Linked DNA regions of Homo sapiens: regions 1, 2 and 3 are each linked to region 4. Evidence: chromatin contacts called from ENCODE Hi-C or POLR2A ChIA-PET data. All regions are on one chromosome and are shown on one strand. Each heading gives the region's core, a stretch centred on a gene start or an enhancer-like site at or near the end of the contact. The rest is flanking DNA. Distances are from core to core; before and after follow the strand shown.

The links. Hi-C counts contacts between places; a loop is a spot of excess contacts on that map. ChIA-PET counts read pairs that join two places held with the same protein, here RNA polymerase II (POLR2A). Pooled maps may share reads with other maps.
Region 1: a map of gastrocnemius medialis shows a loop between it and region 4 (3-fold over the local background). The contact joins the promoter of CIRBP here to the promoter of PTBP1 in region 4. A Hi-C loop is called at or near these places in 5 of 168 maps with a recorded cell type or tissue (CD4-positive, alpha-beta memory T cell, gastrocnemius medialis, heart left ventricle and 1 more), 13 of 37 single-sample maps with no recorded cell type and 22 of 50 pooled maps. POLR2A ChIA-PET finds 5 or more read pairs at or near these places in 10 of 52 experiments (CD4-positive, alpha-beta T cell, CD4-positive, alpha-beta memory T cell, Caco-2 and 7 more).
Region 2: a loop to region 4 is called in a map of naive thymus-derived CD4-positive, alpha-beta T cell, with 20 times the contacts of the local background. The contact joins the enhancer-like site here to the promoter of PTBP1 in region 4. A Hi-C loop is called at or near these places in 2 of 168 maps with a recorded cell type or tissue (CD8-positive, alpha-beta T cell and naive thymus-derived CD4-positive, alpha-beta T cell), 1 of 37 single-sample maps with no recorded cell type and 9 of 50 pooled maps.
Region 3: a pooled map shows a loop between it and region 4 (12-fold over the local background). The contact joins the promoter of SBNO2 here to the promoter of PTBP1 in region 4. A Hi-C loop is called at or near these places in 2 of 37 single-sample maps with no recorded cell type and 9 of 50 pooled maps.

The regions. Positions count from the first base shown.
Region 1 is chr19:1,263,856-1,270,843 of GRCh38, forward strand. CIRBP (cold inducible RNA binding protein) reads left to right here and starts at 5,477. Exons shown (of 6, transcript NM_001300829.2): 1 at 5,477-5,555. CIRBP-AS1 (CIRBP antisense RNA 1) reads right to left here and starts at 6,405. Exons shown (of 2, transcript NR_027271.1): 1 at 5,970-6,405; 2 at 3,616-4,535. It overlaps LOC105372236 (a long non-coding RNA gene), which reads right to left and starts at 2,686. Exons shown (of 3, transcript XR_936233.3): 1 at 658-2,686. It also overlaps LOC107985303. RefSeq lists silencers at 2,464-3,353, 3,494-3,543, 5,154-5,363, 5,574-5,733, 5,784-6,093.
Region 2 is chr19:482,095-489,155 of GRCh38, forward strand. It overlaps a transcript of CIMAP1D not described here. Among named protein-coding and RNA genes, the nearest start is that of CIMAP1D, 11 kb to the left of the region's middle. RefSeq lists an enhancer at 3,559-4,077 and a silencer at 6,712-7,061. Within about 2 kb of position 3,502, at least 6 of the 41 ENCODE cell types and tissues checked have a DNase peak (open chromatin) inside an H3K27ac peak, as active enhancers do.
Region 3 is chr19:1,171,082-1,178,146 of GRCh38, forward strand. It overlaps SBNO2 (strawberry notch homolog 2), which reads right to left and starts at 3,187. Exons shown (of 32, transcript NM_014963.3): 1 at 3,091-3,187. LOC102725180 (collagen alpha-1(VII) chain) reads left to right here. Exons shown (of 3, transcript XR_005647046.2): 2 at 1,938-2,803; 3 at 3,479-3,912. RefSeq lists enhancers at 1,555-2,113, 3,498-3,547, 6,303-7,065 and a silencer at 3,048-3,357.
Region 4 is chr19:792,931-798,980 of GRCh38, forward strand. It overlaps PTBP1 (polypyrimidine tract binding protein 1), which reads left to right and starts at 4,522. Exons shown (of 15, transcript NM_002819.5): 1 at 4,522-4,575. The coding sequence starts at 4,568. RefSeq lists enhancers at 3,641-4,276, 3,929-4,268, 4,475-5,360, 5,361-6,050 and silencers at 4,181-4,535, 4,299-4,648, 4,659-4,838, 4,909-5,218.

The sequences.
Region 1 (6,988 bases), core at 4,227-6,726, 470 kb after region 4:
AGTGATCTGCCTGTCTCGGCCTCCTAAAGTGCTGGGATTACAGGCGTGAGCTACAGCATCCAGCCCAATTTTATTTATTTTTAGTAGAGAAGGGATTTCACCATGTTGGTCAGGCTGGTCTCAAACTCCTGCCCTCAAATGATCCACCCGCATTGGCCTCCCAAATTGCTGGGATTACAGGTGTGAGCCACCACACCTGGCCCCAGTTATTAGTATTTTCGAGACGGGGTCTCACTCTCTTTCCAGGCTGGAACGCAGTGGCTCCATCACAGCTCACTGCAGCCTCGCTGGAACTCCTGGGCTCAAGCGATCCTCCTGCCTCAGCCTCCTGAGTAGCTGGGACTACAGGTGAGCACCACCATGCCCAGCTAATTTTGCTTTTTTTTTTTTTTTGTAGAGACAGGGTCTAGCTATGTTGCCCCGGCTGGTATCAAACTCCTGGACTCAAACGAAAGTGCTGGGATTCCAGGCATGAGCCAGCGCTCCCGGCCTGCATACGGGATGATTCCATGTGGACTGCCACATCAAGGAAGCAAACAACAAGGAAAGCCTGGCGCTGCGTGGAGCTGTCTTTTGCTGCTAACTGCCCTTGACCGACTTCCTACCAGGTCTTCCCTGTGCGCCTCTAACCCCAGGAGGTGCTGCTGGCATGCCCACCTCTCAGATGAAGCAGTGCGGTCCAGAGAGCGTCTTGGGCACCGCCTGCCTCACAGCTGGGCCCCTGACCCTCCAGGGACTGTGGCTGAGCAGCCATGGCTGCCTGGACGGGTGTCCCCTGGCCCGTCTGTCCGTCTGGATGTGGGAACCCTCCAGGCACGCTGGGGCGGGCAGGTGCCAGGTGCCTCTCCAGCAAGATGCAACATAGGTGTCTTCACTTGCACTCCGTAGGTCCTGAGCCCCTGCAGCTGCCTGGGAGAGTGGGGAAATACTCTCCACTTGTCCCACTCCACTGTTGCCATGGAGATACCTCCCACCCTAGGCAGGGCCACCCTGAGCCTGGTTGGCTTTGCAGGAAATCCCCACTCTTTGACCTCTCTGTTAGGCACAGGACGTGTAGTCCCATGAGAGGGAACTGGGCCCAGGTGGAGATCCATCCGCCTACCCCAGAGCGCGCATCTGTTGCTAAGCAACATCTGAGGCTGCATGGAGGTGGGGGCTCCGGAGCCCCCAGACCTTTTCCCAGTTTCAGAAACTAGGTGGCTGCATCCCCAGCGTCCACGCAGGCGAGCCTAAGCCTCGGTCAGCTTTAGGGTGTCCGTGGGCCATGCAGGGTCTTGGGCCTTTCACAGACACCTGATCTGCACGTCACAGACACGCATGGGTGCACGTCACTACACGTCCGCCACATGTGCTTGGCTGGTCTGCGCCCCAGCAGAAGGGGTCACCTATGTCTCTGCAGTATCCTGTGTACTGAAAGAGCAAACAGGTGTGTGACCCCAGGGCAGGTCGGGGTCCGTCCTGTCCCCAGCCTGTCTACTGCGTGTGCCTGTGGCAGGCAGGGTCTCCGGATGCCGAGTGCATGGTGTATGACTTTGTGTCCAGTGGGTACGAAGCAGGGGTGTGGGTGTGCACCTGTGTGTGGCCTGTGGCGGGGTGTGTGTGCCGGGGATGTCCCTCTGTGGCCCAGGCCTGGCCTTTGGGCTGCTGGGATGGCCTGGCCGGGGCAGGAGTAGACAGGGCCTCCCAGCCTCCACATTCCTGAGCTGTGACTCAGGCCTGTGGGGAGGGGGTGAGTCACAGGGAAGGGAAGCCGACCCACCCTGCGAACGCATCCGAGGAACAGGAGGGAAACTGAGGCTGGGGAGCAGCTCAGTCCGGCTTTCCTGTGTAGCAGCCCCTGAATCTCAGGCCCGGGGGTGGGGCGGGGTGGCGGGGGGGGGCGCGCGGGGCCTCCCAGGGGACCTGAGATCCCAGCCCTGGACTCAGCTGGGAGCTGGGGGAAGAGGCAGGTTTAACCCTTCCTCTTCTGGGCTTCTGGAACTCTGGGCTGCCCTGGGAGGCGCGGCTCCCGCTGACACAGCACGCGTGCCCACCCCAGGGACATGAGTCACAGCACCAGGCATGGACACATATGCTCTGTGGGTCCCGGCACACCCGAGTCACGCACACCCAGCCCTGTCCCCGGCTGCCCCCACATCCACATCCGGATAAGCGCACACTTTGGAGTCCAAGCGCCCACCTCCTTGGGTTGCACACACAGCGCCACGCAGACGGGTTCCTGTGTCTTTGCACACACGCGGGTGCCGGGGGCTCTGTGCACACACCTCCAAGACTGCGTGCACGCCCCTATATGCCCTGCGCACCGACGCAGGCCGGCCTGGGGTCCCTGCACTCACCACGCCGTGTGCACTCGCACATAGCTACACATTCGTGTCCACACAAGCTTGTGTCTCTGTACTCTGCCCACGGGCACACATGTGCGCCACACCTGGCAACCCGCACGCCCGGTCTCTGCATCCCCCACCCTGGCTCTGGGCCCCGCGTAGTGGGGCCAGCTGGGTCGGCTGCAGCCTCTGCCAGGACGGTCCTATTTCTGCGCCCCCGCGGGGCGGCCGCCAGGTGCACGGTCCCGGCCCCCGCCTGGCTAGGAGGAGGCGGTAATTATGCGGCCCCGGGGTCCCCCCCACGCGCCTTTCATCCTCGGCCACGCCCGTCGCAGGCCTAGACGCTCTCTACCGCCTCCCGCCCGGTCATTAGTCGGGGTCGGGGGAGGACCTGGCGTCCGGCGGGCGGGGCCCCGTGGGGAGGGCGGAGTGGGCGGTGCGGGAGCGAGGGAGCTCCGCCCTCGTCTCCATGGCGACGCCCCGCAGGGGAGGAGGCCCGGGAGGAGTATCAGGGTGCAGGAGGTGCGCGCCCCTTCCGAGACGGCAGGCTGGAAAGGGGGCGGATTTGTGAATGGGCCCACGGGGCCCAAGACAGACGCGCGGGGAGCAGGTTCGGGGACTCTGACTGATCCCCGCGCCTCGCCGGGCAGGGGCGAGCCCCGCGCGTCGGGCCCGGAATAGCAGTCTCGCCCCCGCCCGGCGCGGCTATTTTGAGCTCCTCCGTTGGGGCCGAGGCGCGGGGGCGGCGGGAGGCTGGGGGTCGACACGCAGGCTGCGTCCTCGCCCCGCGAGATTGGACCCCTCGAGGACTGTGCGCTGTGGCCGCGCAGGGCTGGGCGGCGGGGCCCCCTCTCCCACGCGAGGCGTCTGCGTGGAGCGGCGGCACCGGGAGCCCGGCCGCTCGAGCCAAACGCCGCGGACGGAGCGAGGCCGCAGCGCCCCCTGGTGTCCGCAACGGGCAGCGCGTCCCGGTCGGGTCCCGCATGGTCAGTGGCCAGCAGGGGTGGATGAAGGGGTCCCAGCCGCCTGAGACCCCCGGTGGGGACACAGGATCGCGGTGAGATACCTGGGAGTCACGGGTGCTCGCAGACGCAGCTGACCCCAGAGGCACAGGTACCGACACAGGTCCACACCTGGAAGCCGGTGCACAGTGCTCGGCACAGATGCAAAGCGGCAGGTGTGCGCAGGTGCGTGTCAACGCCACCCTGGGAACCCAGGATGGCTGCGGACACTCACGGAGCCCGCACCCAGGAACCCGCTCGTAGTAAGCGCTTAATAACTAGGCACTGGCTGAATGAATGAATGAATGAATGAACACGGCGCTTCGCAAAACCAGGAAAAGGCAGAGGCTCACAGAACCAGGGAACGATGGGCTGGGGGGAGCGGCAAGAATTACGCAATTATGCAGGGGCCGCTGTGACTACCAGGCACCCCCTCCAACTCCCCCCCTACAAGGGCTGCTCTGGGTCAGAGAACGTCCACCGCGCTGACTGCTGGGGCTGGGGGCTGGGGGCGCAGATCAGAAAGAATGGGCCTGAATTGCTCCCAGGCTGGGCATGTGGCGCCCGCGTCTGGGGCTCCAGTGGGTGGGTGGCCCCTCCCGCATGGACGGCGGGCGCAGGGGAGCTCGGTGCTGATGTCTCTCTCCTTTAATAACCACCCTGCGTGAGTGGCTGACGCAGCAGCCGGCTGCCGCTGACGGGGAGTGGGGCGGCTGTAGTGGGGGGGCCCGAGGTGCAGAGGGGGTGGTGATGAATCACACAGCTGCTGCCTGGGGGAGGGGGTCTTGAGCCCATGAGGGGTCCCAGAGACCTTGTCACTGGAGACAGCGCCCCTGGCTACCCCCACCTCGATCCACTTGAGGGTGGAAGTGAGTCTGAGGTCAGGAGTGGGGCCGGGATTTCCCTGGGATGAGCAGCAAAGCGGGGGTCTCTGTACGCCAACTTCCCCCAGCTTGTCAGCAGAGGGTCATCCCTCCGAAGACTTTCTGGGGCAGAGAGGCAGGGGTCCGCGCTGGCTTCTTCCACCAGGGCTGGGGGAGGCGGCGGCATGAGATGACTCCTGGGCGAGGAGCAAGTGGTGGCCATAGAGGGCCCCCCAGAGGCTTTGGGGCCGCCGAAGAGTAGTGAGTGAGGGTCCTTGTAAAGCTGGTTCTCCAGATGGCGGCGGCTTTAAGACTCCCCTCCGCCAACCAGGCTCAGTAGGGGAGGCCTGTGGAAGGAGAGAAAAGGCCTGGGTGGAGGAGCAGAGTGGGCCTGGCCCCGCGTGGGGAGCGAGTGCGCCGTTGCTGTGCAGCACGGTGGGAGGGGAGGCCGAGGGCCGGGCGGAGTGCTGGGGTGCAGTGGGGACTCGGGGTGTCCGCCTGCACCCGACAGCAGGGACGCACAACACTATCCGGCCAGGCGAGTGTGGGGGTGTGGGCCACGCACCCAGCCGTGATAATCGCGGTTCCAGTGGGAGTTAGGCTTGGGTGCGGGTTGGAGTTTGTAGGCAAACTGGGTTGCGTAAAGTTGGGGTGCACCAAAGTGTGGCGATGTAGGAAGAATTGGGATTGCGAATATTGGGGTTCGCATGAATGGGGTTGTCTCTGTTGGGGTTTTGGTGGGCATGGGGTTGATGGCAGGAATGGAGTGCTGGGGTGCTGGGAAAACTGGGACGTCGGTTGTATTGGCAAGAATATCACGACAGGTGTCGGGGTTCAGATGAAGTTGGGATGTCTGACAGCCGGGTCTTGGTTGGGTAGGGGATCTGGGCTAGGTTGTTATGTCGGGACTGCTGGAGCACAGGCAAAGTCGGGGTCCCAGTGACACCCAGAAGTCCCCATGAGGCCTGAGGCCTGGGAATCGGGGCTAGAGGCCCATTTGTTCCCCGCCGCAGGCCAGGGAGCAGGCACGCGTAACTGGGTCAGCCCCGCCCCGCCCCGCCGCGCGCTGGTCACGCCCCCTCGAGCGCGGGTGGAGGACTGCGGACTGCAAACGTCTCGGCCAATAGTCGAGCCCGACACCAGTCCGCGGGAGGGGGCGGAACCGAGATAGACTCGGCCCCCAGCTCATGAATATAAGACGCAGGCGCGCCCTCTGATTGGCCCAGGATGTGTAGGGGGCGGGGCCCGGCGGAAGCGTATATAAGGCCGGGCTCGGGGACGCCCCCCCCTCACTCGCGCGTTAGGAGGCTCGGGTCGTTGTGGTGCGCTGTCTTCCCGCTTGCGTCAGGGACCTGCCCGACTCAGTGGTGAGGGCCCTGGCTGCACCGGCTCCGAGGAGCTCGGGGCGGCGGGCGGCCTGCGGCGGCCAGGCGAGGCGGGGCCGCAGCGGCACGCCCCTGGGAGGGGGCGGGCCCGGGGTGGAGTCCGCCCCGCCGGCGGCGAGGGACAGCGGGAGATTGGGCCGAGTAGCGGCCAGAGGGCCTCTCCCCGCCGGTCCGGGCCGCCGGCGACCCGGTTGCCGCCGCAAAATGGCGGCCGCGAGCTCGAGGCTGTGCCCAGCGAAATGGCGGGAGCGCCGAGTTCCCGGATGGAGTGGCGCAGGGTGCGCGCGGGGCGCATGCGCACGCGGCGGGGGCGGGGCCACGTGGCGCCCCCGGTCTCCAGGGCCGCTTTCCCGGCCTTGGGGCTGGAGGTATCCACACACCAACGCTTTTGCTTACCGAGCCTTAGTTTCCTCCTTTTCCCATTGCGATTGCATGAGGGAAAGGACGGCCTCGTAAATCTTGGGTAGGCGTGGCCCGTTCTAGTGTGGTTCCTCGTCTGCCACGTCGTGCTTTGCGCCCAAAGTTTGGTCCAAGTTGGCACAGCTCCCAGTGCCAGACTTCCAAGTCTAGTTCTCAGAGCCACTGGGTGGCGGCCATTCCCAGCCAGTGAATGCTTTGTCTGTGTCAGCACTGACCGCCCCCTTAAATAGCCAGTTCTCCTAAATGCCACTTCCCCTGCCTGGAAATCCTGCCTTATCACTTCCGGGGCCATCCCTTCCCGATTCCCGGCCTAGGTCCTGGCTATGGAAGTCAGTACCTGCCCTGAGGTGCCCCCCAGGACGGGGCGGCCTCCCTGACAGCCAGCCCCCCCCCCAGTCTCAGGAGGCATTTTACAGTGAGCAGAAGCACGTTCTGGTCCAGCAACAAGTAGATGTCAGTTGGTTAGGGTAGGAGTTGGCACCCGTTCGGAAATAGGAGAACCTGAGAGTGCAGTCCTGCCCAGGGCACAACTGGAAGGCTGTGGGGGAAGGGAGACACCCATTGTGGAAATGGGTGCGGCCTGCCTTCAGTCTTGGGGGTGGATGGAGTAAATTATTTGAATTAAGAAGTCCTAGGTGGCTGGGTGCGGTGGCTCACACCTGTAATCCCAAAACTTTGGGTGGCCAAGGTGGGAGGATTGCTTGAGCCCAGGAGTTTCAGACCAGCCTGGGCAACAGAGCAAGACCCCATCTCTACTAAAACAAATTTAAAAAAATTATCCAGGCGTGGTGGTGTACACCTACAGTCCCAGTTTCTTGGGAGGCTGAGGTAGGAGGATTGCTTGAGCCCAGGAGGTGGAGGCTGCAGTGACCCCTGCACTCCAGTCTGGGTGACAGTTAGACACACTGCCCCCGACCCCAAAAAAATAAGTCCTAGGTATGAGTTTGAGATAATGAAAAATAAAAATCTGATTTTCTAATATTTCCCCTAAAAAA
Region 2 (7,061 bases), core at 2,252-4,751, 310 kb before region 4:
GTTGTATCAAAAAAAGAGAAACACGTGAAATTAATTTTAATAATACATTTTATTAACCCCCATATCCAAAATAATATCATTTCTGCATATGAACATTACAGGTGAGATATTTCACATTCTTCTTTTAATGCTGTCCTCCCAGCCTGGCATGTTTTGCACTCTCTGCCTCAGTGTGGAGCGTCCACAGTTCCAGTGCTCCAGCGTCACCTGTGACCTGTGGACGCTGTGTCGGGCAGCACAGGTCTAGAGAGTAGAGCCTAGGACTGATCCCTTGGGCCAATGGTGCTCAGCCATGGGTGTTGCTGCCCCCAGGGGACACTTGGCTATGTCTGGAGACATTCTTGGCTGCCAGGACCAGGAGTGCTGATGACATCTAGTGACTGGAGAACTACAACGCTGTTCCTCCCAAGAGAAGACCCTCAAATGTCAATGGTGTCAAGATGGGGAAATGCTGCCTTAGTGGATGGGCACTTATTAATCGCCTACTGCATACAGGGTGAGATCGGCAGGGCGTCCTTGGCATACAGCAGATTACTCATGCAGAACGGCTCTGCTGCCAGCTCTGTGCTCACAGGCGCCACCCCACGAGCTGTTCCATGCCTATCACCATGGACAGAGGCGGAGGTCACAAAGCCAGCAGGAGTGTGGACCTAGGACTCAAGTCCAGAATGTTCTTGGCCCTGCACTGTCCTGCCCACCTACACCTGCCAGTCTGAATGTCACCCACCCTGGCCGCCATCATACGAGCACCCCAGCCCCGCCCCTCGACGGGCACCGAGGCTATTCCCACTTCACCTCCTTTACAATTTCCTGCAGTGAACTTCCCAGGCAGACCTCCTGCGCCCATGAACCAGGGTTTCTGGATTAGACACTGTGTGGTCCCTGATGAATCACTGCACCACTGTGCATGTGTTTCCTCCTCTGAAAAACGGGCATATGTCAGCCTGACTCCACAGGGTCACTCTGAAGACAAGGGCATCTGGCCCCTTATCATTCAAACATCCTCTTCCAGCCTTCCCTCACTCCAGCAAATGGCACCTCCAGACCCATGCTGACTTGGATCCAAACCCCTGGGGCCGCTTCCTGGATCCAAAGCCCACTCAGCAGCTGACTGCTGCTCTCCACCTCACAGCCACGGCCCAGTCCAGGGCCCCATCCCCCCCCAACACCCACCCCCACCTCCTCAGGGATCCCTGGGACGCCTCTCCCAGCCCCAAAAGGCCACTCTATGTCAGCCAGAGCCAGCTCTTCAGACATGACCATGGGAAGCCCTACAGACGCCCATCCTGGCTGCCACTGCGTCTAGCACAGGCTCCTCCCCGACAGACCTCCACCTGCCTGAGTTCCCTCACCACTCCCCCAGGCATGCAGGCTCACCCTCGTTCCAGTGACACGGAGCTATGAGATCATGGTGGGCTGAAATCAACAGACCAGGGGTTCCCAACCCAGGTGATTGCCCCCAGGGGACGCTGGGCAGTGTCCAAGGACACCTGTGGTCGTCACGACTGGGGGAGCTCCTGGCATGGGGTGAGTGGGGGCAGGGATGCCGCTAGGCACCCTGCAGTGGCCGGGACCACCCCACCTGGGATGTCCACAGGGCCTGCGGAAGACCCTGCAGCAGAGAGCCATCAGCTCTTCCTCTCATGGGTCCCCGGAAGCTCTGGGATCAATCAATCCCCATGGGGCCGGCTCTGGGATCAACACTGTGTCCCCAGCTCCCCGGAAGCCCCTGCAGCCATCTTCCTTCCCTCTACCTGTCAGCCGCCATCCTGCCTGTAAAGCCAGGCCCCGCTTTGCCTCTTCTGTGCGGCACGGGAAGGGGACGGTGCACTCATGAGACCTCCCACCCTGCCTGTGAGATCAGTCCTGGTGTGGGTGACAGCTGTCCATCACTCACTTCTGTTGCTGGGCAACGTTCCATCCCATGAAGATGCCATGATTTACTCAGAGCTTCTAGGCTGCTTCTAGCTCGGAACAACCGCAAATAATGCTGTGAACACATGTCTCTCTTGTTTTATTTATTTTTTTCTTTTCTTTTCTTTTTCTTTTTTTTTTTTTTTTTTTGAGACAGAGTTTCACTCTTGTCACCAGGCTGCAGTGCAATGGCGCGATCTTGGCTCACCACAATCTCTGCCTCCCGGGCTCAAGCGATTCTGCTGCCTCAGCCTCCTGAGTAGCTGGGATTACAGGTGTGCGCCACCACGCCCGGCTAATTTTTGTATTTTTAGTAGAGACGGGGTTTCTCCATGTTGGTCAGGCTGGTCTCGAACTCCTGACCTCAGGTGATCCGCCCGCCTTGGCCTCCTAAAGTGCTGGGATTACAGGCATGAGCCACCGCGCCTGGCCTCTTGTTTTATTTTTGACACAGGGTCTCATTCTGTGCTCAGGCTGGAGTGTGCAGTGACGTGATCACAGAAAGGAAACCTCAGAGCAGAGTTGGGTCTTCACATACGGTGGCCAGGAAGGCCCCCTGAAGAGGTGAAACGTTAGCAAAGGCCTGGAGGAAGTCAGGACCTCTAAGGGATGCCCAGCTGTGCAGACATCTACGGGGTGTCTGGGGAGGGCACCGCTGTGCAAAGGCCCTGGGGCAGGACCGCACCTGGCGAGGCGGAGGAGCGAGGAGGAGGCCAGGGTGGCTGCCGCAGGGTGAGGAGGGGAGAGCAGGAGGAGGGAGGGCGGGGCTGACCCAGCAGGTCGTGAAGGGCCCTGAGGACACGGAGAGGACACAGGGTTTTACCCTGAGCAGGGTGGGAGCCACGGAGGCCTCTGCTGGAGCAGAGGAGGGCACGGCCTGAATTGGGTTTGAAGGAATCGACTGAGGGTAGGAAGGTGGGGGTAGGGAAGCCCGGGGGAGGCGAGCACACCAGCCCAGGTGGGCACCACGGGGCCTGGGCTGGGGGCTGCTGTGGGATGGTCAGGAGTGGGTGGGTTCTGGGCCTGTCTTGAAGGCAGAACTCACAAGATTTTCTGAGACGCTGTGGGGTGAAGGGGAGTGAGAGGAGGGGAGGGTCCTGGAAGGGCGGGTGCAACCTCAACCCAGCGGAGGACCCTGCTGACCTGCTTAGTTGTTTATGGAGGGTCATTGCCGTGCTCTACCACGTAACACACGTACACACACACACACAGGTGCACGTTTACACCACGTGGGTGCGCACGATGAGGCACACACAGGCAGGCGCGCACACACACGCGTGCTCACATAGGAACACGAAGAGGCAGGAGCCGGGCGTGCCCGAGCCCCGTGGCGCCCTGGGCATCCCAAACACCGCCTGCCCAGAACAGGTGCGCAGTGAGTGCCTGCTGAGCCAGTGAGTGGAATGAAGCTCTACAATAGTCCAGATGACAGACATGACTGCTGTGGCTGCTGCCGATCCAAGTCCCACCGTTCTTTTCTCTAGAGACAAGGTCTCACTCCACCATCCAGGCTGGCGCGATCACAGCTCACTGACGGTGGAGAAGGGTGATCAGAGAATGGTGGGAATGAGGCGGCCCTGACCTCCTGGGGTTAGCGATCCTCCCACCTCAGCCCCCTAAAGCACCGGGAGGGCAGGTGTGAGCCACGGTGCCAGCCCCAAGTTCCCGACATTCTTTCCTAAAACACATCCTCCGGCTGCAGATGAGGGTGCGACAGCTGGGAGGCAGCTCCCAGGAGGCCGGGTTCCTCCGATGACCTGCTGTTTCTGTGTCCCTGGCACACGGCACAGCAGGAGAGGGGGAGGCCAGGTGTTTGTGGCTGCTGCCACCGGCCCGTCCAGGGTCAGCTCATGCTCCCAGCCTCCGTGATCTGCCACTCCCCACTTCCCTGAGGCTGCTCACTGCTGTCCTTTGTCCGGCGGCCAGCCCCCTGACTCAGACTCACGCGCCCTGCTGCTGCCCGCCCCTTTGTTCCCGGGAGACTCTAACAAGGAAGGCTTGTTCTTCCCGCAAGGACACAGAGAACCTGCCAGCTCCCCTCCATCCTCATCCAGAGAGAGCCTGCTGTCCCCGTGGGACAGTGAGGACAGGACCAGCTCTCAGGCTCTGCTGGGCACCCAGCCCATGCCTGGCAAGTCCTCATGTTACAGACGAGGACACCGAAGCTCAGAGGAAGGAAGGGCTTGTATTCCGAGGATTTGGGGGGCTGGAGAGGGGTCCTAGTGGGCTCTGCTGTAGCCTGCAAGGTCCTACAAGCCCAGGTCCTTCCTGCCCTCTCTGGCTGCGTTGGTCCCTCCGGACTCAGCCTCTGCACTCACCGTACATTCTGCCTGATACACCCGGTCCAACTCCCTCCCCCTCCAGGAAGGCCTTGCTCAAATCTCTCCACCTCCAGGATCTTCCTTGGACCACTGATTGATTGATTGATTTTTTGTTTCTGTTGTTTTTCTGAGATGGAGTCTTGCTCTATCACCCAGGCTGGAGGGTAGTGGCGCAATCTCGGCTCACTGCAACCTCCGCCTGGTGGGTTCAGGCGATTCTCCTGCCTCAGCCTCCCAAGTAGCTGGGATTACAGGCGCCCGTCACCACACCCAGCTAATTTTTGTCTTTTTTAATAGAGATGGGGCCGGGAGCGGTGGCTCACGCCTGTAATCCCAGCACTTTGGGAGGCTGAGGCGAGCAGATCACGAGATCAGGAGATCGAGACCATCCTGGCTAATACAGTGAAACCCCGTCTCTACTAAAAATACAAAAAATTAGCCAGGCGTGGTGGCAGGCGCCTGTAGTCCCAGCTACACAGGAGGCTGAGGCAGAAGAATGACGTGAACCCGGGAGGCGGAGCTTGTAGTGAGCCGAGATTGTGCCAGTGCACTCCAGCCTGGGCGACAGAGCAAGACTCCATCTCAAAAAAAAGAAGGAAAGAAATAGAGATGGGGTTTCACCATGTTGGCCAGGCTGGTCTCAAACTCCTGACCTCAAGTGATCCGCCCACCTCAGCCTCCCAAAGTGCTGGGATTACAGGTGTGAACCGCCATGCCCGGCCTATCGGGACCACAGATTTGATCCTGCAACCTGCCTATCATCATGCTGCCTGCCCCCTTCCCTGCCTTTTCCTTCTTCCCAGCAGCACTCTCCACGCCTCACCTATTGCAGCGGCGGCTGGAGCTGCTCATGCCAGCTCCTGAGCCCACTGTGAAGTTCGCGGCGATCTGTGAGCTGGTTGGCTCATGTTGGCAGCCACGATGGGAGTATTTACAACACAGGGGGCGGCGTGCGCTGCAAGTGAGGGCCTTTTCCCTTGGAGAGCCAGCTGTTCAACATTTCTCCGCACAGCACCACTTCGGTATTATGCCCGAGGTTTATGGCATAACTAGCCTGGCTCATGGTCTCTCTTCCCTGCTGCTCACTAGAATGTAAGCTCCTTCGGGCCGAGGTCAGCCCACCTTGCACTCTGCTGTCTCCTTGGCACTTAAAACAACGCTTGGCATACAGCAGGCACTCAATAAAGATGTGCTGGCAGGGCGCATGACGTGTGCCTGTGGTCCCAACACTTTGGAAGGCCGAGGCGGGAGGATTGCTTGAGCTCAGGAGGCGGAGGTTGCAGTGAGTGGAGATCGCACCACTGCGCTCCAGCCTGGGCCACAGAGTGAGACCCTGTGTCAAAATAATAACAAGCATGAGGCAGGGGGGATCAGCTGAGGTCAGGAGTTCGAGACCAGCCTGGCCAACATGGTGAAACTCTATTAAGGGAGGAGACCATCCCTCATATTGTCTTATGCCCAATTTCTGCCTCCAAAGAAAGAAGTAAAAACTAAAAGGCAGAAATGAAATCCACAGGCAGACAGCCCGGCGCTGTGCCCTGGGCCTGGTAGTTAAAGAGCGACCCCTGACCTACTGGGTTACGTTATCTATAGATTCCAGACATTGTATGGAAAAGCACTGTGAAAACCCTTGTCCTGTTCTGTTCCGATCTGATTGCCGGTGCATGCAGCCCCCAGTCACGTACCCCCTGCTTGTTCAATCGATCACGACCCTCTCACGCGGACCCCCTGAGAGTTGTGAGCCCTGAAGAGGGACAGGAATTGCTCACTCGGGGAGCTCGGCTCTTGGGACAGGAGTCTTGCCGATGGCCCCGGCCGAATAAACCGCTTCCTTCTCTAACTGGGTGTCTGAGGAGTTTTGTCTGCGGCTCTTCCTGCTACACTATCTCTACTAAAAATACAAAAAAAAAAGGCCGGGCTTGGTGGCTGAAGCCTGTAATCCCAGCTCCTCGGGAGGCTGAGGCGGGCAGATCACGAGGTCAGGAGATCGAGACCATCCTGGCTAACACGGTGAAACCCCGTCTCTACTAAAAATACAAACAATTAGCCGGGCGTGGTGGCAGGCGCCTGTAGTCCCAGCTACTCGGGAGGCTGAGGCAGGAGAATGGCGTGAACCCGGGAGGCGGAGCTTGCGGTGAGCCGAGATGGCGCCACTGCACTCCAGCCTGGGCGACAGAGCGAGACTCCGTCTCAAAAAAATAACAAGTAAATCAGTGTGGAACTAACGAGCGCCCTCGTCCCTCGCGCTGCTGGGACTGACGTCCGGGTACCCCCAACGCAACCACGGCCTCCCGGTGACCCTGACCCGCGAAGCGGGCCGGAAGCCCCGCAGCCCCTACTCCAGAATCCGCGTCCCGGAACCTGGATCCCCGACCGGGCCCTGCGGCCCCGACCCCCGCAGCGAGCCCAGCGCCGGGGAACAGGACCCGGCTTCCCAGTCTCCGCCCGGGGACACCAGGCTCCTTGGGCGAACGGCCAGGCCTCCCGGGACCAGCGCGCTGGAAGACTCGCGGCGGGGACGCCCCCTCGGCCGCCCCGTGCCGGGCCCCACGCAAGGGCAGCCGGGGCGCCCCGCAGTGGGAACGCGAGGAGACCGACCACGGGGCGAGACAGCCGCCAGGGCGTCCGCGCCGCCCGCCCCAAGCCCGCATCAGCCCGCCACGAACTCGGAGGACCGCGGGCTAGAGCGGCCCCGCCAGCGCGCAAAGCCTTGTGGGCCACACGCCCCGGCGCCCCGCGCTCCGCGGCATGGCGGGAGTTGTGGTTCAGCTGCGGGGGCCGCGCGGGAGCTGCCGGGAGCTGTGGGCGGGGTGGGTGCGCGCGCAG
Region 3 (7,065 bases), core at 1,937-4,436, 380 kb after region 4:
ACACGGGTGCACAGGCACACACAACACACAAACACGGATGCACAGACACGCACACAATGTGCACCCATAAAACACACGCGTATGAAACACACGAGCAACACACACATGCACAGGAGCACACAGCCACAGGCACGCACATTCACACACACACAACGCACCCACATCCGTACAACACACACACAGAACGCGCACACGTCCGTACGACGCACACACAGAATGCACGTGCGTACGTACAATGCACACAAAGAATACACACATCCATACAACACACAGGCACACAACACACATGTGCATGCACATGGCGCAACATACAGATACACAAAGACACGTGTACACACACATGCAGAGTCCCCAGGGCAGCGCTGGCGTCATGGGGGGCTGCCTCCACACCGCCTCCAGGAGTGTTTACAGCTGTGGATTACATGATACCGCCCCCTTCCCAGAGCTGATCCCACCCCCCAGCATGGGGGCCCCCTGGGAGGGGGCCTCTGGGAGCCGGACTGGTTCTGTCGACACAGTCGCCTCTTTGTTCGGGGCAGAGCTCACTCTGGCGGTGTTGGCGTTTCCGCATGGGCCCTGCCGGAGGGGCATCCGTGACTCCGCTGGAGCCGGGTTGGGCCAAGCCCAAGCTGGTCACACCCCTCACACCCCTGGGGTTGGGGGAGGCCTTAGGCAGCAAGTGGGTGGGGGGTCTAGGGGTGGCTGGCGCAACCTCTCTCCACCTCGGTTTCCCCGCCAGGTGAGAGGGCAGTGACTGCCCATGGTCACGCGGCTGGAGAACATGCACCCTCTCCTCCGCACCTGCACACCTGGGTGCCTCCTGTCTAGCCCAGACTCCAAAGCCAACCAAGAGTGAATGGATGAACGGAGAGGCCAGACCCCAAAGCAAACTGAGAGTGAATGGATGAGGGAAGCTCCTGCTGCCTCTTCTGTGCTCTGACAGGCTCCCTCCCCCTGAAGTCCAGCCCCTGCCTGCACAGCCCCCTCCACACCAGGGCCCTCCTGGCTCCTGGCAGGTGTGGGCAGATGTCTGCCGGGATCCTCAGAGTTAAACAAAAGCCTCCTCCCTGTGCTCTGAAATCACACTCCAGGGGCTGGCAGGCGCCTTCCAAGTCCTTCCCTCTCCAAGGACGAGAGCCTGCCTGCGTCTCCTCTGCCGTCTCCCCTGCCGTGGGAGGCCCTGAGGCCCCCATCCTGCTGTTCTCCATCCCACCCACCAAGGGGTCCAGATCTCAAATTCGCCCTTTCTCGGCAAGAACTCTGAAGGTGGCCCGGAGCAGGCCACTGTGAGAAGCCATCACCCCACGACCAGGGTCACCCCTGGGAAAATCTGGGGCCGGGCAGCCAGATCCCTGAAGGCCAGAGGATGTCTGGGAAGAAAGGGCGTGGACGGCACCTGCTGGGCCTGCCACAAACTCTCTGGGTCCCATGTCCCCGCTGCTCCTCTTCCAGGGCCGAGTCAGGGAGAGACATCCCAGGGAGGGCACCCGAAACAGCACAGCACCCCTCAGTCAGGAAGCAGTGCCGGCTGCCCTGGCCCGGAGGAAGAGGCCTGGAAGAAAGTTTGAAGCCTGTAATCCCCGTGTAATCGGGCTGGCTGCCCACGGGGTCTGCGGCCCTGGGTCCTCGGCCCCTCCCATGCTCTTCTCTTGAACCTCGGCTTCCTCTGCCCCTCTGTAAAACACTCACTGCAACCGCCCCCCCCGCCCCGGCAAACTGGCAGCCAGCATCAGCACAGGCCAGCTCCGAGGCCGGGCACTCTCGCTGACAGGGCGTGCAACAGATGGCACCAAACCTATCCCGTCCCGTCCCAGCAGTCACAGGCAGGAAGGACGTTCTGAGCAGGCGGGAACAACAGGCATTCCGGGAAGAAGCAGCCAGGGGAGGCCCCGGCTACACATTTAAGAGATTTTTTTTTTTTTTTTTTAACTTTTCAGAATGTTAATCAGTTCATCCAGGGAGACACCCACCGTCCCTGCCCCAGCACCATCCGTGCCCGGCGTCCCTGGAGGCGCTGGGTGGGCTCTCCACAACGCCTGCCCCCCACGCCCCAGGTCAGTCTGGGGATTGGTCCCTCCAGGCCCCACCTGCCTTATTCTTCGGGACTCTGGGGTGGTGGGAAGAGTGCCCTACGGGGGACAGGACCCACCAGGAGGCCTGCGCTTCCCCTTCACCGACACACGCTGCTCCCGGGCCCCACTCGGGCCATCTCAGCCCGCTACCCTCCCTCCCGCCTGTCCCTGGAAGCCGGGTTTGAATGCGACCCGCACTCCCACCCCCAACACGCTCTGCAGACTCCGCCCAGACGGCCCCGGGGTCACCTAATATCAGCAAGCCCCCATCCCAAACCGGGGGACCTCCATGCAGAAACCGAAAAACCATCTGCCCCAGAAGAGAAGTCGGAGGCCCCAGGAGCGGGAGGGGCGGGGAGCAAGGGGAGGGAGGGAGACAGGGCTGCGCTGCGGGGCCGAGAAGGCAAGGGTCCTGGGACCGGGGACAAGGAGGAGGAAGGGGCACGAACGCCCGAGGAGCCTGGAGTCAGGAATCGGGGCGGCGGGAGAGACCGGGGGTCACTCCCAGGAAGGGGTCGAGGTCACGAGGCGCATGGAGTCGAGAGTCCCCAAAAGGGAAGGCCAGGATACCGAGGAAAAGCGGGTGCGGGGTCACCAAGGGGCTCGGGGGCACCGATGAGTGCGGGGTCAAGGGTTACCAGAAAACGAAAGGTCGGGGGTCACCAAGCTGCGCGGTACAGGGAGTCACCCGGAAGAGCGGGAAGGAAAGGTTGGGAGGGTTGTCGTGGAAGGTAGGGTTAAGGTTCACGGCAGGGGGTCGCCGGGGGGCGGGGGGGCAGGTCAAGGTTCACGGCGGTGGTCGCGGGGCAGCGCGGGGTCAACGTTGGCGGCGAAGGGCGGGGTCGGAAGGGGTCGCGGCGGAGGGCGGGGGTCCCGCCGCGCTCGCCCCCGCCCCACGGCCCCCAGAACCCCCAGCCCCGGGCGCAGGGGTCCGCGGGGAGCGCCGGACCCACAAGCGGGGTCGGGCCAGGCAGGGGTCGCGGTGGAGCCGGGGCGGGGGTCGCAACCAGAGCCTCACCTCGGGCCCGGGTCCGGCCGGGCGCGGAGCCCGCGGCGCCTGTTTCTCCGAGCCTCGCAGCTGCCGCCGCTCACTTCCGGGTTTCGGGCGCCATCTTGGGGGCCCCGCGCACTTCCGGTCATGCCGCGGGGCGGGGCCTCCACCTGCGGGGGCGTGGTCTCGGTTCGGGGGCGGGGCCACCTTCCAAGCCAATCCCTTGAGGTCCTTCCGCTATTCGGAAGGGGCTGGGACTCCTACGGCTCTGGGTTCGAATCCCGCCCTGCCTGGTTCTCTTGAGACCCCAGCATGTGCTTTCACCTCCTCAAGCCTCAGTTTCCTCTTCTGCACCGTGCTGGTGAAATGGAATCTGCTTTGTGGTACAGCATCCCCTTTTTTCCTCCTTCCTCAGAACCCCCTCCAAGCCTCTGCATGTGCCACGTCCCCCACTGGGGCTCACTCACCCGAGACTTTTAAACTGAGACTCCCTCAAAAGCTACTAAGACGATCACCAGCCGGGCGCAGTGGCTCACGCCTGTAATCGCAGCACTTTGAGAGGCTGAGGCGGATGGATCACTTGAGGTCGGGAGTTTGAGGCCAACCTGGACAATATGATGAAACCCCGTCTCTACTAAATATACAAAAATTAGCTGGGCGTGATGGCGGGCACCTGTAATCCCAGCTACTCAGGAGGCTGAGGCAGTAGTATCGCTTGAACCTGGGAGGTAGTTATTGCAGTGAGCTGAGATCGCACCACTGCACTCCAGCCCGGGCAACAGAGTGAGACTCCATCTCAAAAATAAATAAATAAATAACGAAATAAAATAAAATGAAATAAAATCATCACCTCTGGGCCTGTCAGACATACTCTCTCACGAAAAGTTATCTCTGTTCATTAATCTCTCTCCCTAACCAAATACAGTTCTGGACGCTTCAGCATGGTGACTGGCACATGGGGGTTTGGGTAAGTCCCAGGGGCTACCCCCAAGAGAGCAGGATCCTTTCAGGCAGGGCCACGGGGGCCTGAGGGGCTCCTCCTCTCGGTGGCTGTGGTGGGAGGCTGCCCTGCGTGGGGAGCTGGAGTCTCAGGGCACTTTTCCTGTGACTTGAGCCAGTGAAGGCAGATCCAGTGTGGGAGGCACCACCGCCTCCCCAGCCCAATTTCAGCCATGACAATACTGATACAGCTCCCTGGACCCAAGCAGCCACAAGCCAGAGGCCTCTGCCCCCATTCCAACCCCCTGAAACTAGAGTTGATTTCTCCATGACTTTGTTAATTCATTCAGTGACTTCTAATCGATGCTGCTCTGTGCTTGGTCATGAGCTGGGAAAACCCAGGGTCTCACAGAGGACTCAGCTGTCTGTCCCAACATCAGAAAGCCCCTGGTCTAGGGGAGAGAGAACCAGGACCAGACACTCCAATATGCGGGATCTCTGGGAGGGTTGAAATGTCTGCCTAGGGCTTCATAGAGGGCTGCATGCTGAAGAGTGTGTTGAAGCTGGGGTTTTGAAGTTCAAGTAGGAGTGTACCAGGTAGACAAGAGTAGGAAGAACAGTCCGGGCAAAGAAGGCCTGGTAAGGCAGATAATAAGCAGGTTTAAGATATTTTAGCACCTCTCTAAAAAACTGAGGCCAAAAGCCAGGCACGGTGGCTCACGCCTGTAATCCCAGCACTACGGGAGTCTGAGGCAGGAGGAACACCTGAGGTCAGCGGTTTGAGACCAGCCTGGCCAACATGGTGAAACCCCATCTCTACTAAAAGTACAAAAAAGTTAGCTGGGCATGGTGGTGCCTGCCTGTATTCCCAGCTACTAGGGAGGCTGAGGCAGGAGAATCGCTTGAACCCAGGAGGTAGAGGTTGCAGTGAGCTGAGATCACACCACTGCACTCCAGCCTGGGCGATAGAGTGAGGTTCGGTCTCAAAAAAACAAACAAACAAAAAACGGTGGCTCACGCCTGTAATCCCAACACTTTGGGAGGCTGAGGTGGGTGAATCACCTAGGTCAGAAGTTCAACACCAGCCTGACGAACATGGTGAAACCCTGTCTCTACTAAAAATACAAAAATTAGCCAGGCGTGGTAGTGGGTGCCTGTAATCCTGACTACTCAGGAGGCTGAGGCAGGAGAATCACTTGAATCTGGGAGGCGGAGGTTGCAGTGAGCTGAGATCGCGCCATTGCACTCCAGCCTGGGTGACATGACAAGACCCCGTCTAAAAAAAAAAAAAAAAAAAAAATTTCAGGCCAAGGACCCCTGTCATCAAACCCAAAAGCACAAGGGGGCAGATGGGGAAACTCAGACCCAGAAGGCAGAAGTGATATGTCCAGAGTGAGATGCAGAAGGCGCACAAGGACATTTTGTCCTTCAGCTCATTGGGGGTCTCCTTTACCCATGGTGACAGAACGGCGTCCACCTGTTGTGAGCTTTTCCTCAGAGTCCCGCAGAGCAGCCGGACCCGACAGAGATACTTCCCTCCACACTGAATCTCTTTTTTTTTTTTTTTTTTTTGGGACGGAGTCTGGCTCTGTCGCCCAGGCTGGAGTGCAGTGGCGCAATCTCAGCTCACTGCAAGCTCCACCTCCCAGGTTCATGCCATTCTCCTGCCTCAGCCTCCTGAGTAGCTGGGACTGCAGGCGCCCGCCACCACCCCGGCTAATTTTTTGTATTTTTAGTAGAGACGGGGTTTCACCGTGTTAGCCAGGATGGTCTCGATCTCCTGACCTCGTGATCCGCCCGCCTCGGCCACCCAAAGTGCTGGGATTACGGGCGTGAGCCAACGCACCCGGCCAAATCTCCTTTTTTTTGAGATGGAGTCTTGCTGTGTCTCCCAGGCCGGAGTGCAATGGCATGACCTCTGCCTCCCGGTTTTGGCAAACTGGGTGCTCATCTCAACTTTGAGACTATTTTCTCTTTTTTTTGAGATGGAGTTTCACTCCTGTTGCCCAGGCTGGAGTGCATTGGCGCAATCTTGGCCCACTGCAACCTCCTCCTCCCCTGTTCAAGTGGTTATCCTGCCTCAGCCTGCCAAGTAGCTGGGATTACAGGCATGTGCCACCATGCCCAGCTAATTTTGTATTTTCCGTAGAAATAGGGTTTCTCCATGTTGGTCAGGCTGGTCTCAAACTCCTGACCTCAGGTGATCTGCCTGCCTCGGCCTCCCAAAGTGCTGGGATTACAGGCATGAGCCACCGTGCCTGGCTGAGACTCTTTTCACAGCAAATTGAACAGCAGTTAAATTGAGCAATAGGCACTAAAGATTTGGAAGGGTGAGGAAGCCAGCCTGGGGACTGGAGGGTGGCGGCTGCATCTGCTCATTTCCTCCCACACTGGACCATCCACACAACTTTTGAGGATCAGTGGAAATGAAAACACGGTGCCCCGGCACAAAACATATTTCATAGCTTGGGTTAGGCAACAGCAAAGCATCACGCTGAGCGCCGGGACCTTCTGAGTGCAGGCGGTGGGCGAAGCCCCGAGTCACACACACCCACGACGCCGGCCCTGCTCCCACAGCGGCCCTCTGGGGTAGCGACTGGTATTACCTGCATTTCACGAGGGAGGAAACTGAGGCACGAACTGTTCAGAAGCTGCCCTGAGGTCACCAAGTGAGCTAGGAAGAGGCGTGGGCTCGATCTCTGCCACATCCACCTCGGGAAACCACAAGGTCTCGATGGGTGATTTTGCCTAAAGTGGGGGCAGTTTGCCCAGGCCGGGGTGGGTCCAGCCATCTCAGCAGGCAGGAATCTGCCAAGTTGGGGGATGCTTAGGGAATTAGTCAGATGCGGGGATTTCCAGGGAATCACAGGGGGTGGCTCCGGAAAGCAGCAGGGACACAGTACTGGGGCTCATGGCCCAGCCTGGAGTACAGTGCTGTGAATCTGCTGTGTGACCCAAGGAGAGTTACTTAACCTCTCTGTGCCCCGGTTTTCCCACCTATAAAATGGGGAGGGTGATAATAATAGCAACTAGTGGCCGGGCACGGTGGCTTATACCTGTAAT
Region 4 (6,050 bases), core at 3,272-5,771:
CAAGGCGGGCAGATCACCTGAGGTCAGGAGTTCGAGACCAGCCTGGCCAACACAGTGAAACCCCATCTCTACTAAAAATACAAAAATTAGGCTGGGTGTGGTGGCTCACAGGTGGATTACAGGGTGGCCTGTAATCCCAGCACTTTGGGAGGCCAAGGAGGGCAGATCACAAGGTCAAGAGATCGAGACCATCCTGGCCAACATGCTGAAACCCCGTCTCTATTAAAAGTATAAAAATTAGCTGGGCATGGTGGTGGGCGCCTGTAGTCCCAGCTACTCGGGAGGCTGAGGCAGGAGACTCGCTTGAACCCAGGAGGCGGAGGTTGCAGTGAGCTGAGATCACGCCATTGCACTCCAGCCTGGGCGACAGAGCGAGACGCCGTCTCAGAAAAAGAAAAAAATAAATCAAATAAAAAAATAAGAATAAAAATACAAAAATTAGCTAGGCGTGGTGGCAGGCACCTGTAATCCCAACTACTCAGGAGGCTGACGCAGAAGAATCACTTGAACCCGGGAGGCAGAGGTTGCAGTGAGCCAAGATTGCGCCACTGTACTCCAGCCTGGGCAATAGAGTGAGGTTCCATCCCCCCCAAAAAAAAAACAAAAAAAAAGGAAAAGGAAAAATAAATCTATGGAACTGCTCATGGGGAGGAGGGACGGCCTGGCCCTGCCACTCATGTTGACGAAGAAGTAAACTGAGGCACGGCCCTTCCCTCCCCCATCAGAACTGAAAGGTGTCTGAGGCCCCAGCAGGCCCTCTGCATGAGATTCGGTGGCTCTGAGGGCCTCAGATGTCCTCACTCCCCCCCCCGTTTCTCCTGCCAGGCTCAGAGTATCATTTTCAAAATGGTAACCAGCAAACCAACGTGATTCTCGCACAAAGGCAAGGTGAGCCTGTTCCTCGCTCACCCTGAATCATTCATGAAGGAGGCAGCTGGCCTGCGGGCTGGGATGGGAGACAGGAGAGGAGAAAAGACAGAGGCTGGGCCCTGCTCGCTAAATAAATCAGGTGCCCACGGGAGCCCCTGGGCGTCTTCCCGCGCTGGCGTTCTGCATATGACAGCTGACCTGTAAATTGCTGGGCCCTCAGCCATGGTTACTGTCAGGCCAGCCCAGGAAGGACACTGGTTTCAGGTGACCTGGGTGAGGTGGAGGCGGTGGGGGGGGTTCCTGGGACCAGGCCGCCATTGCAAAAACAAACGGCCTGCTTGTACCTGCTATCGCCCTCTAAGCTTCAGGTGGTGGGTGGGGCTGAGGGGCTGAGAGGTGGCCCCAAAGAAAGACAACCACATCCTAAACCCTGGAACCCGTGAACAAGGCTTCATTTGGAACACCAGTCTTTGAAGGTACCATTAAGTGTCTTGAGATGAGATCATCCTGGAGTCTGCAGGTAGACCCTAAATTCCGCGACATACATTTTATTTTTTATTTTTACTTTTTTTTTTGAGATAGCGTGTCACTCTGTTGCCCAGGCTGGAGTACAGTGGCGTAATCTAGGCTCACTGCAACCTCCGCCTCCCGCGTTCAAGTGATTCTCCCGCCTCAGTCTCCCGAGTAGCTGGGATTACAGGAGCAAACCACCACGCCCGGCAAATTTTTGTATTTTTAGTGGAAACGGGCTTTCACCATGTTGGCCAGGATAGTCTCAGGCTCTTCACCTTGTGATCCGCCTGCCTCGGCCTTCCAAAGTGCTGGGATGACAGGTGTTTATTTTCGTTTTTGTTTTTTAGAGACAGAGTTTCACTCCTGTTGCCCAGGCTGGAGTGCAATGGCGCAATCTCGGCTCACTGCAACCTCCGCCTCCCGGGTTCAAGTGATTCTCTTGCCTCAGCCTCCCAAGGAGCTGGGATTATAGGGCATGCACCACCACGCCTGGCTAATTTTTGTATTTTTGGTGGAGAGGAGGTTTCTCCATGTTGGCCAGGCTGGTCTCGAACTCTGACCTCAGGTGATCCACTCACCTCGGCCTGCCAGAGTGCTGGGATTACAGGTGTGAGCCATTGCACCCGGCCAGACACTGTCTTAAAAAAATAAAAATAAAAAAAGGTACTGGACAGGTGGCTGGTCATGTGGGGCTTGCGGGGTAAGGGATGGCCTTGGGTTTATACTTTGAGCAAGACAGGAGGCCTGGCGGGGCCACGATCAGAAGTGGGTTTTAACACGATTCCGAAGGGTTAGACTGGTGCTTGGAACCTGGTGGTCTCTACTGCTGCCAGCTGCCACTCAGACCCCCGGCCGCCCCTGCCTGTCTGCTTTCAGGGCGGGGCCCATCCCAGGCACTCCGCGAACAGACAGAAGCGGCTGGTTCTGGTGGTGTGAGGATGGGGGTCTCCAGGGGAGCAAATCCACAGTAACACACTGGGCTTCTCCCAGATCCACCGGACATTCCTGATGAGTGACCCTGGCTGCAGATGGCTCTTGGTGAGTCTCCGTTGACCGGGTGGTTCGGGCCAAAGGACCTTGCCGTGCGATGCCTCCATGGAGCTCGGCGGCCACCCCTAATCCGGGCTGGAATCCTCTGGCACCAGACGCCCGGCGGGGCTCCAAGGCTCCTGGGCCCACGCCAGGCCCCGGCCTGAAACGCAGCACTGCTGGAATAAAACACGCCAGAGAAGCAGGGCGCTAGGCTCGCCTGGATTTGGGGAAACGAGAATTGTCATGTCTTCTCCCTCCGTAGGTTGGTGTTAATGAAAAACCCCCTTTTCAGCATGGACTAAATCCCGCTAATTCTATTTAGGGAGCAGTGTCTACTCCGGGCCGGGAACTGCTCCGGTTTCCAACCGCAGCCTCCCGTGAGGGTCCCAGTGTGGAGGGCCGGGGTCATCCCCTCACTCTGGGATGGCTCCCAACCCGCTGACCTGGCCTCCCCGTCAGGCACCCTCACAGCTCTGTCAGACTCTTCATGTGATCAGCGCTCCTGGGAACATTAGTTTAGGGTGTTTTCTGCTGCTGGGATGGTGGCCCGGGAGGGACCCTCCTGGTGACCCTGCTGGGCCTGGCCCTCAGTTTCCCCAGCCGTAGGCTGGCAGCCTCGAACTGTACGAGCTCCAGGCCACAGTTTCCCCAGCTGTAGGTCAGTGGGCCAGGGACTGTAGGGGGCTCGGGCCTCAGTTTCCCCAGCTGTAGGCGGGTGGCTTGGGCCTCAGTTTCCCCACCTGTAGGCGGGCGGCCTTGGATTGTATGGAGCCCGGGCCTCAGTTTCTCCAGCTGTAGGCGGATGGCCGTGGACTGTGTGTGGCCTGGGCCTCAGTTTCCCCCGCTGTAGGCAGATGGCCGTGGACTGTGTGTGGCTTTGGCCTCAGTTTCCCCAGCTGTAGGCGGATGGCCGTGGACTGTGTGTGGCCCGGACCTCAGCTTCCCCAGCTTTAGGCGGTTGGCCGCGGACTGTGCAAAGTCCAGGCCTCAGTTTCCCCAGCTGTAAGCGGGCGGCCGCCCACTGTACAAGGTCCAGGCCTCAGTTTCCCCAGCTGTAGGTGAGAGGCCGCGGACTGTACAAGGTCCAGGCCTCAGTTTCCCCAGCTGTAGGCGGGCGGCCAAGGACTGCAAGGTCCAGGCCTCAGTTTCCCCACCTGTAGGCGGGCGGCCGCGGACTGTACAAGGTCCAGGCCTCAGTTTCCCCAGCTGTAGGTGAGAGGCCGCGGACTGTACAAGGTCCAGGCCTCAGTTTCCCCAGCTGTAGGCGGGCGGCCGCCTACTGTATAAGGTCCAGGCCTCAGTTTCCCCAGCTGTAGGCGGGCGGCCGCGGACTGTACAAGGTCCAGGCCTCAGTTTTCCCAGCTGTAGGCAGCCGGCCGCGGACTGTGCGGGGCCCGGACCTCAGTTTCCCTATCTCCGCAGTCGGGATTCGCTGTTCCGGGGCGAACAAAGAACGGTCGGGGGTGACCCCGGATCATGGCGCGCCCGCAGTATCTGTGGCCACTGTGGAAACAGCCCTGGCGTGTCCGGGACGCGACGCGGCCTTTCCCTCCCCGCGCGATCACCCAGATGTGAGCGCTCAGTTTGAATCGGACTTTTTGGCCATGTGCCCACAACCAACATGGAGCCCTGAGGGTTTCCTGCCCGACTCCAAGATGGCGATGCGACTCCCTTTGCCCTCACGGCCCAGGCGGGCGGGTCCTGCCCACTTGCAAGATGGCGGCAGCCTGGGCAAAGCACGCTTCCCGCCGCCTGACTCGCCACGTACCCACTCTCAAGATGGCGTCTCCCGCAAAGCCACGCGCCAGCTGACTGGCTCAGACGCCGTCACGTGATCCCATTTTCTCCCCCTCCCCCGACTACACAAGCCGTTTCCGCCTTCGGCCTTGAGGAATAACCGCCTCCCCCAATAGGCGCCTGCGATTTCTCTGGGTCCCGCCCCCGGGCGGCCTTCTGGCCAGTGGGAGGTGCTGGCGGGGGCCCGCGGGGCTCTCCCCGCCCCCTGGCTGCAGCGGGAGCCAATGGGCAGCGCGCGCGGGGGACGTGTGCGGGCGTCTCCGCCATTTTGTGAGTCTATAACTCGGAGCCGTTGGGTCGGTTCCTGCTATTCCGGCGCCTCCACTCCGTCCCCCGCGGGTCTGCTCTGTGTGCCATGGACGGGTGAGTCGCACGTCGCCCCGCGCCCCACCGCCCTCCCCGCGCCGCAGCCCTGCCCCCGCCGCCGCGCCGGCCTCCCCGGGGCCGATCTCGCCCCCTCTCGGGCGGGAGGGGGCGGCGGGCTCTCCCCTTCCTCTCCGCGTGGCGGGCGCGGGTGCGGGGCGGGTCAGGGGCTTCCCGGGGGTCTGGCCGCGTCCCCATCCCCCGTCCGGCCCGCTTCCGGCCCCCGCGCGCCCCGTCCCTAGCGCACGCGGCCTCCCGCGCCCCTCCCCCTCCGCGCGCGTCCCCGCACTTCGCCTTTGCCCCGCCTCGGCGGCGCGCGGCCCTTCCCGCTTCCCGTCCGGCCCTCGCGCGCCCGGATGGCCCTTCCCGCCTCCCGTCCGCTCCCCTCGTGCGCCTGCGTAGCCCGTCGCGCGTCCCCGTTGGCCCCAGCGCGCGTGCGCGGCCGCCATCGGGGGCGCGCGCCTTTCCCGCCGCCCGGACTCTGCCCCCGGCGCAGCCCCGGAAGCGCAGGCGGGGCTGGGGCGGCCGCCGGGAGGGAAAGCTGGCGCCGGGGCCTCGCCGCGGGCCCGAGTCTCTGCGCTCCCCGCCCTACCCCTGCCCCCCGTGCGCCCCGGGCCGCGGCCAAGGGGTTTCGGTGATCTCGGGAGAGAAGCGGCCGCCCCGAGGGTCTGTCCTCCGCCCCGGGGCCGGAGGGGCCTCTCCAGGGACCCCCGCGGGCGCCGTCATGGGGAGGGGCCTTCCCGGCTCTCGGGCCGGGGCAGCCTTTCCGGGCGGCTTTGCTGGGCGGGCTTCCCTTGGGAGAGGTGGGAGCCCCCTCCAGAAAGGCCGTGTCCCGCCGAGCGCTTCCTGCGCGAGGCCCTCCCTGGGAATAGGAAGCGGGAGAGGCTGGAGATGTTTCGCATTCTTTCCGTTTTCCTGAGAAGTTTTTCTTGGGTTCAGTCACTTTTAAAAGTCTGTTAAACGTGGTCCGTGCAGTCTGTGGTGTCAGAAGAGGCGCAGCCCTAGAGTGGGTCTGGACCCCTTAGCATGCGTGCGGGCAGGTGGGTCCTGCAGACGGCGAGACGAGGGCTCCCCGCTCTCGGACCCAGCACCGCGGGCTCGGGGGCCGCGCACTCGCCTCCCGGAGTGAGGCAGGAGGCCCGGAGGCTGCCCTTCCGACGGACGCTCCGAGTCACTTAGGGCCTCGCCGGGAGTTGCAGTGGCCGGGAGAAGCCGTGGGGAGCTCACTGTTGGGTCAGGACCTGGCCGGGGCTGAAGGGAGGGCCTCGGACAGTCCGGCTTTCTATCCACCTTCCCCCCGGGGTGTCCCGAGGAGGGAGAGTCGGGTCGGGCGGGGCTCGGGTTGATCAGTAACTGAGGCTGTGTTCTGGTCGGTCTGTTAATTTTTATTGACGGTTTCCACGGCCGCCTCCTGCTCTCCTCGGTGGATCGGGCTCCACTCTGCTGAGAGGCACCCTCTTGGGGGCCCACCCCTA